Regions from separate parts of the Homo sapiens genome. Here region 2 is linked to region 1. Evidence: chromatin contacts called from ENCODE Hi-C or POLR2A ChIA-PET data. All regions are on one chromosome and are shown on one strand. Each heading gives the region's core, a stretch centred on a gene start or an enhancer-like site at or near the end of the contact. The rest is flanking DNA. Distances are from core to core; before and after follow the strand shown.

The links. Hi-C counts contacts between places; a loop is a spot of excess contacts on that map. ChIA-PET counts read pairs that join two places held with the same protein, here RNA polymerase II (POLR2A). Pooled maps may share reads with other maps.
Region 2: a loop to region 1 is called in a map of CD8-positive, alpha-beta T cell, with 26 times the contacts of the local background. The contact joins the promoter of MELTF-AS1 here to the promoter of LINC01972 in region 1. A Hi-C loop is called at or near these places in 1 of 168 maps with a recorded cell type or tissue (CD8-positive, alpha-beta T cell) and 1 of 50 pooled maps. POLR2A ChIA-PET finds 5 or more read pairs at or near these places in 1 of 52 experiments (activated B cell).

Annotation. Positions count from the first base shown.
Region 1 is chr3:194,765,011-194,772,043 of GRCh38, forward strand. It overlaps LINC01972 (long intergenic non-protein coding RNA 1972), which reads right to left and starts at 3,699. Exons shown (of 3, transcript NR_146990.1): 1 at 3,626-3,699; 2 at 3,405-3,507; 3 at 228-600. All of the region lies in intron 3 of LINC01968 (long intergenic non-protein coding RNA 1968), which reads left to right. All of the region lies in intron 2 of LOC105374292 (a long non-coding RNA gene), which reads left to right. RefSeq lists enhancers at 4,190-4,484, 4,600-4,699 and a silencer at 4,330-4,429.
Region 2 is chr3:196,999,418-197,006,450 of GRCh38, forward strand. It overlaps MELTF-AS1 (MELTF antisense RNA 1), which reads left to right and starts at 3,489. Exons shown (of 4, transcript NR_038285.1): 1 at 3,489-3,556; 2 at 4,185-4,553; 3 at 4,680-4,942; 4 at 5,077-5,327. MELTF (melanotransferrin) reads right to left here. Exons shown (of 16, transcript NM_005929.6): 15 at 4,484-4,682; 16 at 2,323-4,034. The coding sequence ends at 3,955. It also overlaps the pseudogene RPSAP30. RefSeq lists silencers at 2,988-3,067, 3,218-4,007, 4,048-4,447.

The sequences.
Region 1 (7,033 bases), core at 2,449-4,948:
GATTTTGGACTCCAGACACTGGCCCACTCATATGAAGCAGTGTGCAATTCCGTGTTATTAAAGTGCAGGACCGCAAGAACACGGAGGCGTTTGTTATTTCAAATCCATTTAGGAATAAGGCGAGGGAAAAGGAAGGAAAGAGGAACGGAGGAAAGAAGAAAGGAGGAAAAGTTGGAAGAAAGGAAGGAAGGAGAGATTCTAGTGAATTTCTGTAGAATTTTTTTTTTCTTTTAAATTTTATTTTTATTTTTTTTGGAGACGGAGTCTCGCTCTGTATCCCAGGCTGGAGTGCAGTGGCGCGATCTTGGCTCATTGCAAGCTCGATCTCGGCTCGTTGCAAGCTCCGCCTCCCGGGTTCCCTCCCGGGTTCACGCCATTCTCCTGCCTCAGCCTCCCGAGTAGCTGGGACTACAGGCGCCCAGTAGAGATGGGGTTTCACCGTGTTGGCCAGGATGGTCTTGATCTCCTGACCTTGTGATCCACCCACCTCAGCCTCCCCAAGTGCTGGGATTACAGGCGTGAGCCACCGCGCCCGGCCAGAATTTATTTCTAAGGGCTTAACATACTGAACACTTTCTAGTATTCTCTGAAGGGAAGATTCTGGAAAATAAAATTAAGAAATGCTTCACTGAAACAAAGCCTCTTCAGGAATTCATCATGAATTTTCCTACCATCAATTTCCCCTTCTTTCTCTTGAGACAGTCTGTCACCTCATTGGCCCACACTTTGGTCCTGCAAATCCTGCTCCAAGGTCTCAAAGAAAAGTTTCAATTGAGCGATTGGCTCTCAGAGTTCTTACACTACACGCTTAGGTTTCTTTATTTTTTTTTTTAAATTGATGCATAATATATCACATATACACCATGGAATACTACTCAGTCATAAAAACAATGAAATAACATCTTTTGCAGCAACTGGGATGGACCTGGAGGTCACTATCCTAAGTGAAGTAACTCAGGAATGGAAAACCAAATAGCATGTGTTCTCACTTATAAGTGAGAGCTAAGCTAAGCTATGGGTACACACAGACACACAGAGTGGTATAATGAATTTTGGAGACTCAGATGCAGGGAGGGAGGGAGGTGAGGGATAAAAAACTACATATTGGGGCCAGGCGCAGTGGCTCAAGCCTGTAATCCCAGCATTTTGGGAGGCTGAGGTGGTTGGATCACCTGAGGTCAGGAGTTCGAGACCAGCCTGGCCAACATAGTGAAATCCCATCTCTACTAAAAATACAAAAAATTAGTTGGGCATGGTGGCAGGCGCCTGTAATCCCAGCTACTCAGGAGGCTGAGGCAGGAGAATCGCTTGAACCTGGAAGGTGGAGGTTGCAGTGAGCCGAGATTGTGCCATTGCACTCCAGCTTGGGCAACAAGAGCGAAACTCCATCTCAAACAAACAAACAAACAAAACAACAACAACAACAAAGACAAACCACAAAACAAAACAAAAAAACCCTACATATTGGGTACAGTGTACACTACTCAGGTGATGGGTGCACTAAAATCTCAGCCTTCACCATTATACAATTCATCCATGGAACCAAAAACCACTTGTACCCCTAAAGCTATTGAAATAAAAAAAATAAAATTGATGCATAATAGGTATACATATTTTTGGGATACCTTTGATAATTTGGTATGTTGACATAGTGTGTAAACATCAAATCCGGGTGATTCAGATATCCACCACCTTAAATATTTGCCTTTTCTTTATGCTATAATCATTCAAATTATTCCTATCTAACTGTTTTGGAATGTACAATAGATTATTGTAAACTATAGTCATCCTGCTGATCTATCCAACACTAGGTCTTATTTCTTCGATCTAATTGTATATTTGACCGGTTAATCAACCTCTCTCCGTCCTCTCAGGGCTTTCTTTAAACATAGATCAAAGAAAAAAAATTTGAATTGGGGGCTAACCCCTCTGTTTTTCTACGAAACCAGAAACCTTACGCTGTCTTCACACTTTCGCAACTTCCTTTTATTGGCATAATTTGAGCAAGTGTGTGTGTGAATGTGACTCTTGCCAGTTAGTTTTGCACCACTGGAGAGATGTGAAAGTATTTGCTCTTGCTGAGATGCAACGAGGGGTCGGGTCAGTGCTAACTTGACTACTCATTTCTATTTGACCTTGCAGAGAAGGTTCTTTCAAGAGCACTTAAAAACAATAGCCTTGCTGGGACAAAGTGAAAAACACTGTGAGAGCCTAGAATGTGTACACTGGAGAAAGACACAACAGGACACGAGAGCTGTCCCAGATATCCGAAGGGGGCTACCTGGGGAAGGAAGCAGATTCATTCTGTGCAGCCCAAAGAGGTGGAACTGGGCTGGGAGGGAGGATGTGGGTCTAAGCAAAGTGCCCCACGGACGCCGCTGTCTAAGAGCAGTGCTGTTAGCTCCCCATGGGTGGGGTTGTTGCAGCCGAGGCTGGGGGGCTAGTTGGCAGCCATGCTGCAGGAGGGGACACCAGCCTTGGGGGAGAGCCGTCTGTTAGCTCCTCACTTCTCGGGTCTTGCCCAACCCTGCCTTCATAAACACTAGAAGAATCCTCCTTGTGAGTGGGATGATATGCCCAGGAATGTTGTGGTAGGGCTAGGAGAGGACAGGGAGAGTCAGCTGCCTTGCCAAGAGCCCAGGACGGGAGGTCCTGGGCCAGGTGGATAGCACCTCCCTCAGCCTCAGAACTCAGAGGCTGGCTCAGAGCCAACACCATTCTGCCCAGTTGTCAATGAAGACTTTCACTCTTAAGAGGGTGAAGGGCAAAACCTAAAGGATTTTTCCAACAGTTGTACTCTGATTGCGGAAACCAAAGGAAAGAGTCATGGGTTCTGACGAAAGGTTAGAAAAGCTTTTGGGAGGAGAAGGCATTGAACCTTGATGAGTGGGAAGTTTAACTTCTGGGAAAGTTAAACTGAAATTCATCTGAGCCGCATTATGCTCTTGGCTGTCCTTCCTTTTACCCTATTCAAACCAATGTAGTCAGCTTACCTCCCGTCTTGGGCAGGGCCTGGGGTGGGAGTAGAGCTGGGGTGAGGTGGGACCACAGTGAATCAGACCCAGCCCCTGCCCACCAGGACCTGTAGTCTGGTCACTGATAATCCAGTAGAAGGCAGTAAATTGTGAGTGCCATAGAAAAGGTACCTTGTGGGGGGCTCGCAGGACAGACCATCACACCTGGCTGGGGATCAGGAATGCTTCATGGGGCAGTTCCTCTTTGAGATGTGTGCTGAGGGATGGGCAGGGCTTTTGAGTGAAGGAAGGAGGGTAGATGTGAGTCTCTATTATAATTCTCCGGCAAAAATATTCTGGTTTCTCTCTCTTAGTGGGTAGATTGGTAGGAAGATAAGGTTGGTTTTGGTAGGCTTTTTCTCTTTCAGGTATCCGATACCCACTCCTCACCTTAAAAGATATCTGTGTCTGTTAACTGTCCTTCTTAGGTCCAGAATCAAACTCATCTGTCAATGGGCTCCATGGATAGGGACCAGCAGGGGAGTTAATGGCCCTGGAGACAGAAGGGGCAGGAGGTCAGGAGTCAGGGCTTCGGGAGCAGCCAAGGGGCATTGGGAGGAAAGAGACTGCAGAGAGACTGAAAGGTAACTCATTACGTGACAAAGACTTACTGTTATTACTGATAATTTGCAGCAGGCACTGTGTTGGGAACTGGGTATCCTAAGATGAGGATAGCAGGGCGTCTGCCCCAGGGACCCCCCGCACGGAGGTGGCTGTGTCGGCAACAGTGGTGTCACAGTAGGTAAGTGCAGCGAGCAAAACAGGCCACAGAAGTGCGCACTGGTCCACGGTGACCCCAAGGAGGACATGATCCCCCTTGTCTGGGAGGTAAGGACAGCAGGCAGCCCACCTGCAGCTGGGAGTGGTGATGGGAGAAGCTGCCGGGCTGGCTTCTTGCAGGTCGGCTCTTAGAGTTGGGCCTTTTTGGCCAATTAAATGGTCTCACCTCTCCCTTAAATTCAAGAACTTTCTCCATGAATTCTCAGTCCTGTGCTCACCCAGCCTCTGCTGCCTCTTTTGCTGTTGGGTGGCTGTGGTCGCCACAGGTTCTGCTGCATTTTAGAGACCGAGTCAGCCTTCTGGACTTCCCACCTGCTGGGTAAAACTCAAGTAACATGTGAGAGCCGCGCTCCTCAGGCCCCACCCCCTGTGGGTGATTGATTTCTAAGTAGGGGAAGCCCGCCCTCCTCAGGTCCCACCCCTTGTAGATGATTGATTTCTAAAGTAACAAGTGAGAGCCAAGCTCCTCAGGCCCCACCCCTTCTGGATGATTGATTTCTAAGCAGGGGAAGCCCGCTCTCCTCAGGCCCCACCCCTTGTAGATGATTGATTTCTAAAGTAACAAGTGAGAGTTGCGCTCCTCAGGCCCCACCCCTTGTAGATGATGGATTTCTAAGCAGGGGAAGCGCGGCCGCCCCGGGTTAGACACGCGTCTGTTTGCTTGCAGATGTGCACACACTGTCTCCGGCTTCTTCTGTGGCTTGGTAGAAGCCCCAGCTTTTTAACTTATTAAGCACAGCTCTTCCCTCTGTAGGACTGCAGGCAGGACAGTCCTCTTCCCGGGCTCACCGCAACATTCAGTAGCTGCTTTGAAGGAACAGAATAAGGTTGCCACATGCCAGTCTGTCCTCCGATCACTTCAGGGTTCCACTCACCGTGGGTTCAAGGCTTCTTTGATTCTTTGTTTCCTTTAGTTTTCATTCTCTCCTCTTCAGAACAAGAGTAGATGGTTCGGTGTATGCAAATATCACAGTTCCAGGTAACTTGAAGGAGCAGTTTGGATTTAGGTATTCATTCTTACTTTTATAGGACTGTAGATATCTCTTTATGCAAATAAGACTTACTATTGTATTATAAGAGCAATAACCATGCACTGCTTCAAATGACATCATTTACATTTTTATTTTTGCAATAAGAATATATTTAGGCAACAGAATCAATGCTGCTTTTTGAGAGGTATTTTCTAATTTCTAATGTTGATGGGTTCAAAGACTTGCTATGAGTACATGGGTCACAGACACCACCTCATGCAAAGCAGAAAGGAAATAAATCAAGGAATGAGAACGAGAGCCAACACCATTCTTTCTTTCTTTTTTTTTTTTTTTGAGACAGAGTCTTACTCTGTTGCCCAGGCTGGAGTGAAGTGGTGCAATCTTGGCTCACTGCAACCTCTGCCTCCCGGGTTCACACCATTCTCCTGCCTCAGCCTCCCGAGTAGCTGGGACTACAGGCGCGTGCTACCATGCCCAGCTAATTTTTTGTATTATTAGTAGAGACAGGGTTTCATCATGTTGGCCAGGATGGTCTCGATCTCCTGACCTTGTGACCTCCTGACCTCGTGATCTGCCTGCCTCGGCCTCCCAAAGTGCTGGGATTACAGGCATGAGCCACCGCGCCTGGCCGCGCCAACACCATTCTGCCCAGTTGTCAATTAAGACTTTCACTCTTAAGCAGAGTGAAGGGTAAAACCTAAAGGATTTTTCTCACAGTTGTACTCTGATTGTTTGTGGAAACCAAAGGAAAGAGTCATTGGTTCTGATGAAAGGTTAGAAAAGCTTTTGGGAGGAGATGGCATTGAACCCTGATGAGTGGGTCATTTGGGTAAACTAAAAAGTGGTGGTGGGGAAAGGAGGAGGGACGTAAAGGGGGAGCAGACCCCTTGGCCCACTGCCCGTGTCCCCTTGGCTTTTCACTGGTGCAAGCTGAACTTGCATGCCGAAGAGTCCATGTCCCTCCCGCCCAGCAGAAACCCACACCTGTGACTGATGGGAGTGGTGGACAAATACCCACAACTTCCTCTCTCTACTCTTGGCTGAGGACAATTCTGAAGTGAGCCCTACACTGTCTCCCAGGTAGGATCAACTGTTAGTTGCTACAATGGGAACCTGCTGAAAAAAGTACCCTTTATTGACTTCTTTTTGTTCCCCACTATCCTGCTGGTTTTTTCTGTCCCAAATATACTTGCACTTGAATCCTTGTCTAAGGGTCTGAGAATCCAACCTAAGATAAAAGATGTTTCAGTAGCTGGAACAAAACATGTAAATGGAATGGGTTGGGTGTATTTGAAAGGCATGAATGCTCCAAGGGGGCTAGTGGCTTGGAAGTTTAGAAGGAGATGAGACTAGAATGATAGGAGTCATGATGTGAAGTATCTGAATCCTGAACAAAATAATCTAACTTTTTTGTAGACAATGGGAAACCATGGGGCTGATGAGGGTGGTGAAAACTTTCTCCAAGGTCTGCAAGCATCCGCTTCTCTGGCTCAGGCTCATGGGGCTATTTGCTTCTCTTTCAGCCCCTCCATTCTGAATCACTTACTTGTTAGGGATTCTGCAGGATGCACCTATGGTCCACCAAGTTGGTGTCTGCTTTTGAGGAGAACACTGAATTTCTTCTGGAGCTTCTTGAGCTTCTTTGTGGAAAGAGCTAGGGTTTTTGGAAAAGGCCAGACTTTTGGAACAGTATAGGCTATTTTGGCATTAATTGGATTCTTCCTCATAGGCAGAAGAAGGTGAGTGGCTGGAACTAGTCATTCTAGTTCTTACAATCTCAGGAGGAATGTTTGATGCAAAGGAGTCAGACAGCTGTAAGAAGAGCTCAGCTCACTGAGTTTGGCATTCCTGGGGGCAAATAGGAAAAGACTTCCAGCCAGTGTTAGGGAGTCAGATGGCAGTTGCTGGTGACATTAGAGCTGTTCACCAGGGCTTCGCAGGAGGGAAAGCTGTCCATCAAACAACACCCTATCTACTGAGGGCCTCCTGGGCTTTGGAGAATGCCCCTCAGCCCTGGTGATTATCTGAGACAGTGGGGGGTGTCCAGGAAGTTTGCAATAAGGAGGCGCAAGAGGCTGTTCTTGTTCATCCAAAAGAAGTGGAAAGGAGACAGGGAAGTATGTCTGCTTTGTGGGGAAGGCCCTGGTGCTGGCTAACAGTAAGCAATGTGGTCTTGTAATGCTAGTGGGCAAAAAGCAAAGGGATGTCAGCAATCCAGCCTGTGTTTGTTGAATGCATTTGAGTCAG
Region 2 (7,033 bases), core at 2,239-4,738, 2.2 Mb after region 1:
AGGCTTCCCCGCCATAGCCCACCCGCTCTCTTCCCATCCAGGCTGCAACCCACGCTTCGAGGGCCTTGCGCATTGCAGAGGACACGGCAGCCTGCTCATCACGCTCAACTACACCTCCTGCGAGAGCTTTGGCCACCTTGGGAGGCAGGATCTAGGTAAGGGGCCCTCCAGACCCTGGAAGCTGGCTCAGGGCTGTTTGAGGTATAAAGTCCAGGATCCCAGGTATCTGGAACATGGTGTGAAAAATGGGCTCTGGGGCCAGGTGCGGTGGCTCATGCCTGTAATCCCTTTGGGAGGCCTTTGGGAGGCCGAGGTGGGCGGATCACGAGGTCAGGAGTTCGAGACCATCCTGGCCAACATGGTGAAACCCCATCTCTATGAAAAATACAAAGAGTAGCCATGTGTGGTGGTGGGCGCTTGTATTTCCAGCTACTTGAGAGGCTGAGGCAGGAGAATCACTTGAACCCGGAAGGCGGAGGTTGCAGTGAGCTAAGATTGTGCCACTGAACTCCAGCTTGGGCAACAGAGCAAGACTCCGTTTCAAAAAAAGAAAAGATGACCCCTGAGTGAACGCATCCCTTTTCCCTGTGATTGCTCCCTCTGTGGGTGGGGTGTGGGGTGTGGTCTGGGGGAGGCCTCTGAAGGCTTGCTTCTCAAAGTGTGGTCCCTGGACCACCAGCACAGGCACCACCTGGGAGCTGGTCTGAACTGCAGACTCTCAGTCTCATGCTGGCCCTTCTGAACCAGAGTCTACATTTTAACAAGATCCCCAGGCAGTTAATGTGCACATCAAGGTCTGAAAAGCACTGCTTGAAAGCACAAAACCGAGGACTAGAATCCCTCTTGCCTAGGTCTAGGGGTGGTACTGACAAGTAGGTATCAGTAAGTATTTGCTCAACAAATGGCCAATAGCCCTACAACAGGCCTGGTAGCCATGGGGGTGCTGGGGCATGGCTGCCTGACTCACAAGGATTTCATTTCCTTTTTCTGGGGCCTCGGTGGCCATGTGTCCGCTATACACCCTGCTTCTGGCCTGTGCTGACTGGTCCAGTGGTAGATGCCTGACGCACACTGGGCCAATCAGATGATCTCTCCCAGGAATTCCAAATTGAAGACAAGAAAACAGGCTCTGGAGTAATAGCAGTAGTGACAGTGAACATCCTTCCTGCACCCACCGTGTGCCAAGCACTGTGCTGAGTGTTTTGTGTCTTAGACTCTATGCCATGTGCCAAGCACTGTGCTGAGTGTTTTGTGTCTTAGACTCTATGCCGTGTGCCAAGCACTGTGCTGAGTGTTTTGTGTCTTAGACTCTATGCCGTGTGCCAAGCACTGTGCTGAGTGTTTTGTGTCTTAGACTCTATGCCGTGTGCCAAGCACTGTGCTGAGTGTTTTGTGTCTTAGACTCTATGCCGTGTGCCAAGCACTGTGCAGTGTTTTGTGTCTTAGTCTCTATGCCGTGTGCCAAGCACTGTGCTGAGTGTTTTGCATCTTAGACTGGATCTTCACAACCACCTCACCAAGCTGGTGATCGTACTGTGTGTTTTTCAGATGAGGGGCTAGGGTGCCCAAAGGTTAACTTTCCTTTCCAGAAGTTCAGGGTAGGGAAGTGGTAGCATGAGGCGAGCTGGAGTGACTGTGCAGCTGAGACTCGTCCATGTGATGCAGAGACAAAGTCGGTCAACTCTGGCCATCCAGGTCCCCAGGAATTGACTGGCTTTGTGATAACTGAGCCGACTTCATGGAAAATGGCCTGTGTGCAGTGGTGGGCAAGACCTGGCTCTGGGAGATGGCCACAGCGGCGAGGGGTGGTGGTGTGGGGGCCAAGTGAAGCCATGAGAGAGGGAAGCAGAGAAAACCTCCCCTTCCAGAGGGAGAGCAGAGCACTGATGAAGACCAGCCGGGCCCACCCCCACCTCAGTAGATACCACAGAGCACCCACTGTAGGGTCTCTGGGAGATCCGCTCCCCACGCCCCCCTCCAGTGAGTTAGCAGCGAGCTTGCCAGAGAAAAGATGTGGGCCGCTTATTTTGGAGGTGTGGGGCAGGGGGCAGCAGAGAAGTTTGCACCCTTCTCTGCACCCATCCACAGAAGGGCAGACACCCCAGAGCCTGATGGGGTGGAGGCAGCTGGAATGTGCCAGGGCAGCGGAGGCCCTGCAAGAGCCAGAGAACCAGTCCAGGTCGAAGAAGGGCGCGGGGGGCCTCACTGACTAGAGGATGAGAGTGGTCCCTGACTGGCTCTTGGAGAATGGAATCTGCCCTTCTCGGTGGAGCAGGTAGGCCTTTGAGTGCCTAACAAAACGAAAGAAATCGGCAGCAGAAGTTTCTATCAGGGTCCAAGCCTCTGCATGTGCTGGCTTGTTTGGCTTTATTTTAGAAACCAACCAACATGTTTCATTAGCACTGACACAGCAGGGGTCCCCTGCTGCCACCTGACAATCCAGCGTCACTTACACTGCACCCACGCAGGCCACACCTTCAATGGCCACGGCACGCTAGCCCAGAGTTAGCCACACAGAAACACACTTCTCACCGCACAAAACTCCCTTTTGAAAAAACCAAGCAATCGTCAGGTCGGAGGAGAATCACTAGCCCCCCACAGCGAGAGGGGACAAAGCTTGGTGGCCGAGGCCCAGGTCCTTGTGGCCCCTCCCGGTGGGGTGAAGGTGCCCGGGACTCCTCGGGGTTGCATGGCTACAGCCGGGGCGCTGCCAGGGCCTCCTCTGCGGCTGAGAGATGGAAGGGATCCTTCCCGACGCCCGCAGGTGGGGGCGAGCCACCGGGAACCGGGCCTGTCACCAGCATCCCCGAGCCCCCGCAGACCGGAATGCAAATGGCTCCGCGCCCACGCGGCTCCCGGTCTGCTGACGAGGGCTGCCTGCTCCCATTTCTTCTCTTCCTCTTCATTTTTTTTAAGGGCTGCCAGTTCTGGAAACTTTTTCTGGCTTCTCAGACAACTGTGGCAAGATGGAGTAGAGAGAGGCCCCGGCCGGGCGCTTTCTGCTGCCTCGCGGAGGGGCGGGCACGGGGAGTGAGGGGTCCCCAGGCCCAGCGGGTGCGGGGCCGGGTGAGGAGACGGAGCTCACCCCCGTTCGGAACCCAGAAGCATGGCGGGTCCCCACGCGCAGCCCTTCAGGGGCCTCGGGAGCCCGCGGCCTGGGTCACCTCCGGCTCCCTTCAGGCGGGGGGCGGCTGCTGCCGCCAGGCTCGGGCGTGGGTGCGGGCGGTGGGCATCCCACGGGGGTAGGGGAGGCGAGAGCCTGAGGAGACTCGGGAGGGGGCCCGTGGACGCGGCTGGCCCGGGATGGAGCTGGCGCGGCCACAGTGGGGGACGAGGCAGGGCACGCGGCGTTCCCCGGGCTCGGCCTCCCTCCCAGCGCACGGGCGGTCGGAGGAACTGGAGCCCCCACCCCGGACACGGTCCCGCGGGCGAAGGCTTCTCCCCGTCGCCCCGGTCCGGCCTCCCTCCCGCCGCCGCCAGCAGAGGCCGCTGTCCCACGCGCCGGGTCCCGTTGGCGCCGGGGCCTCCTGGGACGGCCTGGCCGCGGCCTGCGGGTGTAGGCGCCTCGGCGGCCACCGCGTCCCCAGGGGGCCTCGCGGACGGGGGCGCGGGGCTGCGGGGAGGAGGCGGGCGGGCCCCTCGGGCGACACCGCGGGGCGGGCGGCGGGAAGCCCGGACTCAGCGGTTTCCTGGGCAACCGGCCTCCTCCGGCGCGGCCCGCGCGGCTCCAGGTGGCGGGAGGCGGCGGTTGGCGGGAAGGGCCGCGCGGGCCCGGGGGCGGCGCCTCAGGTAGCAGCGCCAGGTGGCGCCCGTGGGCGGCGGGGCTCCCGGGGAGGCGCCTGCTCCCGCCCACGCCGGGCCCGGCCTTCGCGAGCTTCCTTCTGGATTCCAGCGCGAAGCCGCCGCGGAAACTCCCCGGGCGGGCATCGGAGCTCTGGGGCGGGGCGGCCGGGCTCAGAGGGCGGGCGGGAGCAGGCGGGCGGCGAGGGCGGGCAGCAGCAGCGGGAGCAGGGGCGCCCCGGGCGCCGGGGCCGCTGGGGACGAACGCGGCGGGTCAGGCCCCGAAGCCCGGGCCGCGGTGGCCGCCTCAGGCGCCCGCTCTGGGGTGGGGGTGGGGGCATCTTTCGGGACCGAACTCGCCGCAGCCTCCCTCTTTGTGCTCCTTTCCCCTGCTGCCCTTCCAGATGCGCTCTTTCCAGAAAGGCAGCACACGCATGTCTCTGCCGTGGCCCCAGATCCTCCCCGCGCCGCCGTTTTGAGCGTTCACACTCATTACCCAGGTCCGTCTGGGAGACCCGCCGGGCTCCCGCCCTCCCGGCCCGCAGCCTCCTGGCCAAAATCCTCCCGGGACACCCCACCTGGACTGCTGCGAACGGGCCTCCACCCGCCTCCCCGGACCCGCAGCGCCCCCCGCTCCCTCAGGGTTCTGGGGTGAAGGGGTCTGAATAGCACCAGGGGAGGCGGCAGGGCGGGCCTGTCCTACCTGCGCCCGAGCACTGCTGAGACGACATCCCTTCCAGCGCCGCCACGTAGTCCAGCCCCAGCCAGCCGCGGTAGGTGGTTTTCTCTCCGACAGGCACCGCCCGGACGGTGGCATCCTTGAAAAGCAGGTCTTGGCCATGATAGTTGGAGGAGTCGAACATTTTGAACCCGTTCTTATTGTGGTCGTCTCCAAACAGGTCCTGGAAGCACCGCAGGCAGACGACCTGCTCCTCACTGGGCTCAGGCAGGGTCACCCGCCCAGTGCCGCTAGCTGCAAATTGCTTTACATACAGTGACCCAAAGAGCAAGTCATTTCAGGGCCCCACCACTCTGATTGGAAGTCATAAGCTTGACAACTGATTGGCCTCTGTCACCCAAGCGGGTGTGGGGACACTAGGCCCGCAGGTGCCACTGGAAGAGGCGTTCAGAAGCACTGCGGTGCTCCAGCTCCTGGATGCAGGTCTGAGGCCTGAGATGTCCAGGAAGAAAGACCCAGAAATGAGGGATGGTGTGGGTGGGATTCCTGAGCGTTCTGCTAGGCCTGCTGAGCACTTCTTGGCCTTTTCCATAAGGCTTTCTCACTCTGTCTTACAGATATCTCCCCACAAACCTAAACAATTTCGAGAGGGACTTGTGTTCTGCAACCAGTCACAGAATATCAGGTGAGCTGGGCGTGTCTTCACTGACCCACCCGCCCAGGGATGCTGCACTCCTCTCCACCCTGCTCAGAATCACTAGAATGACCGTTCTGTGGCTACAGCCCTAAAAGAGCTACTAAAAAGACCAGAAGTAGTATGAGAACTTATGAATACGAATATAAATAAAGGACATCTGGAGAACATGCATGAATGTCTATGTAAAGTGTTAAGTACTGATCAAGGAGGAACGAAGGAGTCAGGTGGCTCTCAGTCTTTTTGGAGGGACTCGCAGATCCTCCTGAAGATCTGATGAAAGCTGTCAGCCTTCTCCCCAGAAAAATGCACATCCACCCAGGATTCTTCTCCCACATTACTTCAGAGGACTTAGCAACCCCCTAGGGAAGCCCAGGGACCCAGAGTAAAGCACTCCTGGGATAGAGGGGTTCTGTGGGGAAGATGACAGGAAGGAACATGCGTCAGTTCACAATGTCAAAGTTTAGGAACAGGCCTGGCGAGCCAGCCAGCTCTGCAGTTCTGTGGTGCTGGTGGGTGTGGAGAAGGCAATTTCAGCATAAGTCGGGGGAGGGGGAGTGGTTAGAAACCAGTGGCTCCATTGTGAGACAACCTGGGTTTAAATTCTAGGTATATTTTGAAAGCACAACCAATGGGATCTGCTGATAGATTGGCTGTAGAGCACGAGAGGAAGACCGGAGTCAAAAATGACTCCCGAGGAAATGGAAAAGCTAAAGTTGCTCTTAATTGAAGTGGGGAAGACTGAAGGAGGGACGGGGGTCCAACTTTGGACTTGATCCATTTGAGATGACTGTTAGAAACACAAGTCAAAATGTCAAGTATGTAGTTAAATATGCAAGTTTGGGACTGATGTCTGAAGATGTAAATTTAGAAGCCATCTGTATATAGATGGTATTTGATGACATGGGATTGGATGAGATCAAGGGTAAGCTGTAGACAGGGAAGAGGGCTGAGAACTGAATCCTAGGGCTAACAGGTCAGGGAGATGGGGAGGAAATCAGCAGAGAAGACTGAGGAGTGGCCAGAGAGTGAGAGGACAGCCAGGCAGGGCTGAGGACCTGGGCATCTGCAGGGGAAGGTGTTTCCAGGAGGAGGGAGAGCTGTGGCCAGTGCCACTGAGAGGTCAAGTAAAATGAAGACTGAGAAATGGCCACTGGGTTTAGCAACATGGGTCACTGTGACCTTGACAAGAACAGCTTCAGGGCCCTGGTGGGAGCCTGTCTGGGGTAGTCTCCATCCTTAAGAGGGGCCAGAGGAGAGGACTTGCTAACTCAGTCTCCATCCTTAAGAGAGGCCAGAGGAGAGGACTTGTTAACTCCAGAGCAGACCACTCTTTGGAGGAGTTTTGCTTCGAAAGGGAGCAGGATTGGCCGGGCACAGTGGCTCATGCCTGTAATCCCAGCACTTTGGGAGGCCGAGGTGGGCGGATCACGAGGTCAGGAGATCGAGACCATCCTGGCTAACACGGTGAAACCCCTTCTCTACTAAAAAATAGAAAAAATTAGCCAGGCATGGTGGCGGGTGCCTGTAGTCCCAGCTACTCAGGAGGCTGAGGTGGGAGAATGGCGTGAACCCGGGAGGCGGAGCTTGCAGTGAGCCGAGATAGTGCCACTGCACTCCAGCCTGGGGCGACAGAGTAAGACTCCGTCTCAAAAAAAAAAGAAAAAAAGGGAGCAGGATTACAGCTGCAAGAGGATGGATGTGAGACCAAGAGGTTAGTTTGTTCTTTAAGGATGGCAGAAGTCACAGCATGTTTCATGTTGGTGAAAATGGTCCGACTGAGAAGGGAAAATCAACGATGCAGGAGGCAGAGGGGACAGTTTCTGGAGGGATGTCCTTGCGTAAGTGAAAATCACAGAATTTCCCCCGGGCTTCCTCAA